Regions from separate parts of the Mus musculus genome. Here region 1 is linked to region 2. The links are chromatin loops, found by intact Hi-C in ENCODE. Cell type or tissue: gastrocnemius. All regions are shown on one strand. Each heading gives the region's core, and the rest is flanking DNA. Links, peaks and the distances in the headings are about the cores only. Region 1 has its middle 49 kb from the start of Fgf18. Region 2 holds the start of Fgf18 (fibroblast growth factor 18).

The links. Hi-C counts contacts between places; a loop is a spot of excess contacts. Peaks named below come from ENCODE experiments on the same cell type or tissue, not always from the same donor. Only the 100,000 strongest peaks of a DNase experiment are listed, where the experiment ranks them.
Region 1: it touches region 2 in a loop (2.4-fold over the local background); 5 of 42 quality-filtered maps call a loop at or near these places.

Annotation. Positions count from the first base shown.
Region 1 is chr11:33,096,742-33,099,545 of GRCm38, reverse strand. No RefSeq gene overlaps it. Among named protein-coding and RNA genes, the nearest start is that of Fgf18, 49 kb to the left of the region's middle. In gastrocnemius, for the core only: a CTCF peak has its summit at 1,504 (motif pointing right); a DNase peak (open chromatin) is centred at 1,506; H3K27ac peaks cover 999 bases.
Region 2 is chr11:33,147,363-33,150,166 of GRCm38, reverse strand. It overlaps Fgf18 (fibroblast growth factor 18), which reads left to right and starts at 2,767. Exons shown (of 5, transcript NM_008005.2): 1 at 2,767-2,804. RefSeq lists an enhancer at 2,162-2,192 and promoters at 2,007-2,804, 1-2,804. In gastrocnemius, for the core only: a CTCF peak has its summit at 1,600; DNase peaks (open chromatin) are centred at 1,639, 2,105 and 2,542; H3K4me3 peaks cover 974 bases; H3K27ac peaks cover 687 bases.

The DNA of each region.
Region 1 (2,804 bases), core at 5-2,504, 51 kb after region 2:
AAAGGGTTCAACCAATGGCAGCGGTTTTTGTTTTCTTCCATAAATGCTTTCTGCAGAGGACAATACCTGTCACTTCAGGAAACTGTGCAGCTGAGATGTAAATGACAGTGAGTTCACGGCAGAGCTGGGGTTTGAGACTGCTTTCTTCCTGTCACCGTGCATGGCTTTAAGATACATTTAGCCCCAGTACACAGTCTGGGGAGACACTCTAGGTTGGTGGTTGCTGCTAGCTGGGGTACAAGATGGATGTCTGGGTCTAGAGGATGACAGACTCTCCTTCCTCATCACAGTTGTCTGGTTCTCAGAGGAACCTCACAGGACAGCCATGGACAGTTGTGCTGGGTAGAAATGGCGCAAGAGCTTGAAGCCTCTTCCTTTTCAGTGTCAGCTTCATCGTCATCTGTATTCTGGGTGATCCCACAAAAACATGTCGAGTATCCTGTGAGCTTCACCCTGCTAGAAGGTTTCTAGGACACATGGCACTAGAAGGGGGCCTGTCCAGGGAAGGTCTGTCTCTGCAGCCTCCAGTCTGTGGCCTCAGCCCACAGCTGCGCCTGGCCTCCTGCTCTGCCACCCCCTCCCATGAGTCCTTAGGGATTTCTCTGTTCCAAATTGACCCTTCTTTGCTGAGGAAGTTTCTATTCCTCACCCCTAGGTACACCCACTCTGCTGGCGCAGGGTGCTTCTCTGTGGTGGTGTATGTGTGTGCACGGGTAGGGGTGGGGGTGTCTCTCGGATTCCAACTACACAGGATGCTAAGCACAGGCTGTGCCCCATACACAAAGCCCCCGTGAGTCAGCCTGGACTGGATCAGCTGTCCTTCCCAGAGCCCCGCAGTCCTCCTGGCTGTTGCTGCCTGCAAATTCCCGGCGAATGGTACTCTAGAGACCTGCCGGGCCCAGGCTGCGTCATTCCCACCCTCCTTGAGCCCAGGGACCAGCCAGGCAAGGCTCCAGCCCTGGGAACTCCGCCTGCTGCCTTTTCTCCTTCTTCGAAACTCTACTCTGTGATTCAAGGAAACATCCCGGCTTCTGTCGCCTGCTAGGCTAAGCTGACCTTGCACTGGAGGGCAGAAAGCATAGCATGGCTCTAGAGTCCAAGTGCTTCCGATGTTCTGGGAGTTGATGGATCGAGTCCTATGACTCCTGTGGACCTTGGTCTGTACAACTCAAGCAGAACAGGAGGGTGGAGAGGGTGAGGGTCTACTAGAGAAAAGGAGAGTAAGTACTGCCTTTGGAGCCTTCATGACTTCCTCCCTAGTTAACATGGTTTGTTCCTTCGTGAAGAGTTCTCTAGAGTTTCCAGTGGTCCAGACTCAAACTTTGTACTGTCTCTCTATGTACACAGATCACCACTCCTGGATTCCGTTGTTGTGGCCCTGGATCGGAACTCAGCTCTCGCCCTCGGAAAGCCCTTCTGGAAGAGTTAATCTACTGTGGTCCCTTTTCGACCCTCCCCCCCAAGGCAGAAAGCTTCTGCACCACCACTGGGAGGGGCTCTACCACTAGAGGGCGCACATCCCCAACCTGACTAAAATAACAAAGCAGCTTACCCCAGGTGCATGCAAGAACAGCCTTTATTGCGTACTTTTATGCTCTGTGCGCTGAACTAATTCCTTCCATACCTCTGGGACATCATAGTACTGTGTCCCCTCTCAACACTGAGCTCCAGAGGAGCAGCAATGACTCACCAAGGCCACCGAGTTTCCAGTGACGACGACGATGGGACCATGATCAGCCAAGATAGCTGAAAGCCCAGGCTTGGATGGTTTGGAGGACAGATGTTTATATTCCTATAATCTCTATCATTTTCTCTGTCAAGTGTCCCAACTAAGATCTCCACTTTCCCTCTGAGCAGTGCACTATCCCAGAGGAGCTTCCACGATTGCGTGGCACCGAGTCTGGCTTGGGGAGTTGATGTGGGACAAAGGTCCTAATTCTCAGGAGCTTCTCCTTTGACAGGAGCGCCTTGCTCCTTCACAGAGGTCCATTCTCTGGATTTTCTAGCTTCTCCCATGAGCTGGGGATGATTATCTGGAGCTGCCGTGTCTCCGACTCCCTGCAGTAAGAGGATGTCATTGGGTGGTCCCAGTTGATGCTGCATACAAGCATTCAGTAGGACCAATGCTGAGCAAGTTCACACCAATGTCTTCAAAGGATCCCGAGAAGTGCATGTTTGTGCTTTTAAATAGAAGTGTAGAGAGGATGAGCGGGTGTCTCCCAGGGTGCCCAAGTCAGTGGTGCTAAGTCCGAGCTTAGCCGGACCCTGCTCAAACAGGTGTTTCCTCATGAAGCCTCTGGTGCAGACTGAGATTGATCCCACCACACATTTAGTATTTACGTCTGCTTGTAGGTCTTATGTTGTCTTTGTCTTGCTTTGTTCAGTGGACATCATGAAGCCTGGTGTGATCAGAGGCTTAAAAAGTGTTCTGTTGGAATCTTTCTTGGGACTACAATAAAGGAGTTTTAGTTATTCCGTTAGAGGAGAGGAAGGAAAAGAAAAGAAGAAAGCCCTTAGAGGAAACAGCAGGTGTATGAGTTTCTGCTGCTGCTTTGTGGGGTCCAGCCTCAGCAGACACCGCAGGAGAAGGACCGCCAAGCAGAGCCTAGCCTTGGGGCCCTTCTAGGACACTGGACATCTGAACGAGGCCTCTCAGGGACTGTCAGTAAGCTGCTGTTTGGTTGGTGCTCAGGCCGATTTTTAGCTCCTTTCTCTGGGAAGAAGGAAACCAAGTTTCTGTGAGCTTGGCACAGTTCCCTACAATTCTGTCTTGAGCAGAAAGGAAGGACAAGAGGGATGGGTGG
Region 2 (2,804 bases), core at 66-2,565:
AACATGGGCTAAAGTTGAATCCTATGAACACATCTTATTGCCATCCCCCCACTGTTTTTTTTTTGGGGGGGGGGGCGTATCTTGTCTCAGGACTGGCAACATAATAGGACCACAAACAGCAGTGGAGTGAGTTTCAAGTTAGCACTTAGTGCCATTTTGAACATTTCAAAAGTCATTCAATATGTATATTAACGCTTAACTGGGCTTCAGGGTGTAATTGAAAAGTGACCTAATTTAAGTGACTGAACTCAACAGAGTTTTGATGATTCAACTCTAAGAAAAGGTTGGTTTCTACACAAAATTGAGAAATATGAAAAGATAGGGATTATAGCTATTAGTTTGCCTTTGTCTTTATAATGTGCCCCATCTCATTGTATGCTCAAGTCTTTTGGCAGGCAAGGAAGAACATTCAAGTCTAGGACTAACTATGCCACATGTGCAGGTACTCAAATACTCAACTGCTGAGCCAGCTCAGTAGCCCCTATCCCTTTTCTGAGACAGGGCCTATGTAGCACCCAGGTGGACCACTAGCTGGCTGAACCCAAGCATAAGCCTGAGCTGATCTGCAGCTTCTACCTGAGTGGCTGGGATCACATAGAGCTGAATGCTTCTATCCATTTTCTAGTGGGTGTTGGGAATTGAACTGTGAGTCTACCAAGCTACACCCCCCAGCACCAGAACTTTTGATTCTTGAATTAATGTCCTCAGACCACCAAATTTTTGGGACTGTCTTGTGTGATGACTGAGGTCATCAAACCACTGTAGGTGGGACAATAGTTACCCATTGTATTCAAAAGTAATGAAAAACTAATAAAGTGCAGATAGGAAAAAATTAATTTTAGCCAGAAGATACATGAAACATGTCAGCAGATACACGTGTGCCAGTCTGTAAAGCAAGACCACTTTTTGGTTCAGCCCTATTTGTGGTTTGTCATTTCACTCTATTGGTTGGTTGGTTCCAGAATTTAGGAAGTTACTAGTAACTTTGCAAGGCTAGTTCAGGCAGCCCAGACAATAAACATAAAATCAACTTCCTTTCATGCAACAATTCTCTCAACAACTCGATTTCGCAAAGGTTTTCAGGATTTGTTTTTAATACTGCCCCCTTAGCCTCAACTTTGAAAAAGAACTGAAAGTCGCTTACAGGGAGGTCTGGTCCTTGGAACAAATACTATGTTTCTATAACTTGAGAAATAACACCACCGAGCAGCACCTTCTTCACTTTGCTCCAGCGAACGGGGAATAACAACCACAGCTACGGACACAAGGCCTTTAAATCAAATAATCCGAATTCCTGAGTTTTGCATTTTGAGCTCGTTCTCTAGTTTCTTGCCCACTGTGACCTGTTTGTTTTAGCATCAGTCCAAAGCAGAACTTGGCTGACCCAGGCTCTAGACAGAATGAGGCAGGCCTCTGACAACAATATCTACATTTGGGGGTTAATGGAAGGACAGAAAAAGTTCAGGGTTGGTGATCAAGGGCAGGAAAACTAGCTGCTTAGATTGCGAACTGAAGAGGACCTGGAGTGAGCGCTGACCAGAGTCCTGGCTACTCCCAGGCATGTAGCCATTCAGGGGCGAGGTTACAGCGACATTTTTGAGCCGCTAGGTGGTAGCCGTGTGCTTCCAAAACCCGGGTCACCTAACTAGAGAACGCAGCTGGAATCCCTAGAACCGACCTTAGAGTCCCAGAGCGGGGGAAGGGAGAGAGACGCCCCTGAGACTTTGCCATCTCCTACGGCAAAACAGAAGAAGGCGTTACTTAGCGTAGTCATCCCACGGTGGTGGTTGTGGTGGTGGTGCGTGTGTCTGGGAAAAGCCACTATCTTGCGTGGCCTAAGGGTAAGGGTAAACACGACTCCTTTCAGTTGAGTCACCCCACCGGGCGGGCCTCGTCTGTCCTCCCCTTGCTTCCCAACTCTAGTGGATGTGAATATGAACAGCAAATGTGAGCATTCTTTGGGAACCCCGCCTGCTCCATTCGGCCAATATTAGCCTTGTGTCGGAGAGCTCCGACGGCTTCCAGCGCTCACCAGGTCCAGCTTCGTGGGTTCTGCCATGCTGAACGGCCAGTCCCATTGCCGACAGTATTGAGTGCCTCCCCTCCAACCCTGAGCCGCCAGAAGGAGGAGGCAGCGGAGAGGCCGCGGCAGGCAGGCGAGCAGGCAGGGCCGGCTTTGATGTGGGCGCGGCGCACCCAGCCGCGCTGAGCGCCCGTCCGGCCGCGCCCCGAGGGGGGAGCCCCCGGGCCCCGCATCCTCATTGTGCCGGCGCGGGCCCGGACCCGCCCCTGGCCCCCCGCCCCCTCGCCGCCCTCGCGTAGAAAACGCCCCGGCCGCCGCCAGCGGTGGGAGGCGGCGATGCGCACGGCCGGAGAGACACAGAGGAGGAGACATGAGCCGGCGGGCGCCCAGACGGAGCGGCCGTGACGCGTTCGCACTGCAGATGCGCGCCCCAGCCTCGGAGCGCTGACCCCGGCCCCGCTAGCCTCGCGTCCCGGTTGCGGCGCCTCTGCCGCAGCACCCGCCGTGCATGCTGCCCCTGGACTGAACCCGCAGCCCGCGTCTCGCGAACGTCCAGACGGCCCTCCCGTCCGCCCGCTTCAGTCCAGCTTCCCCGCACCGGCCGGGCTCCTCCCGCACCGCGTTCGCCCCACAGCCCCCGCGCCGGCTCGGAGGGCGCAGCGCTCCGGAGGAGCCGCGCGGGGCGCTGATGCCGCAGGGCGCGCCGCGGAGCGCCCCGGAGCAGCAGAGTCTGCAGAAGCAGCCGGCAAGGAGGGAGCAGCAGCAGCGGCGGCGGCGGCGG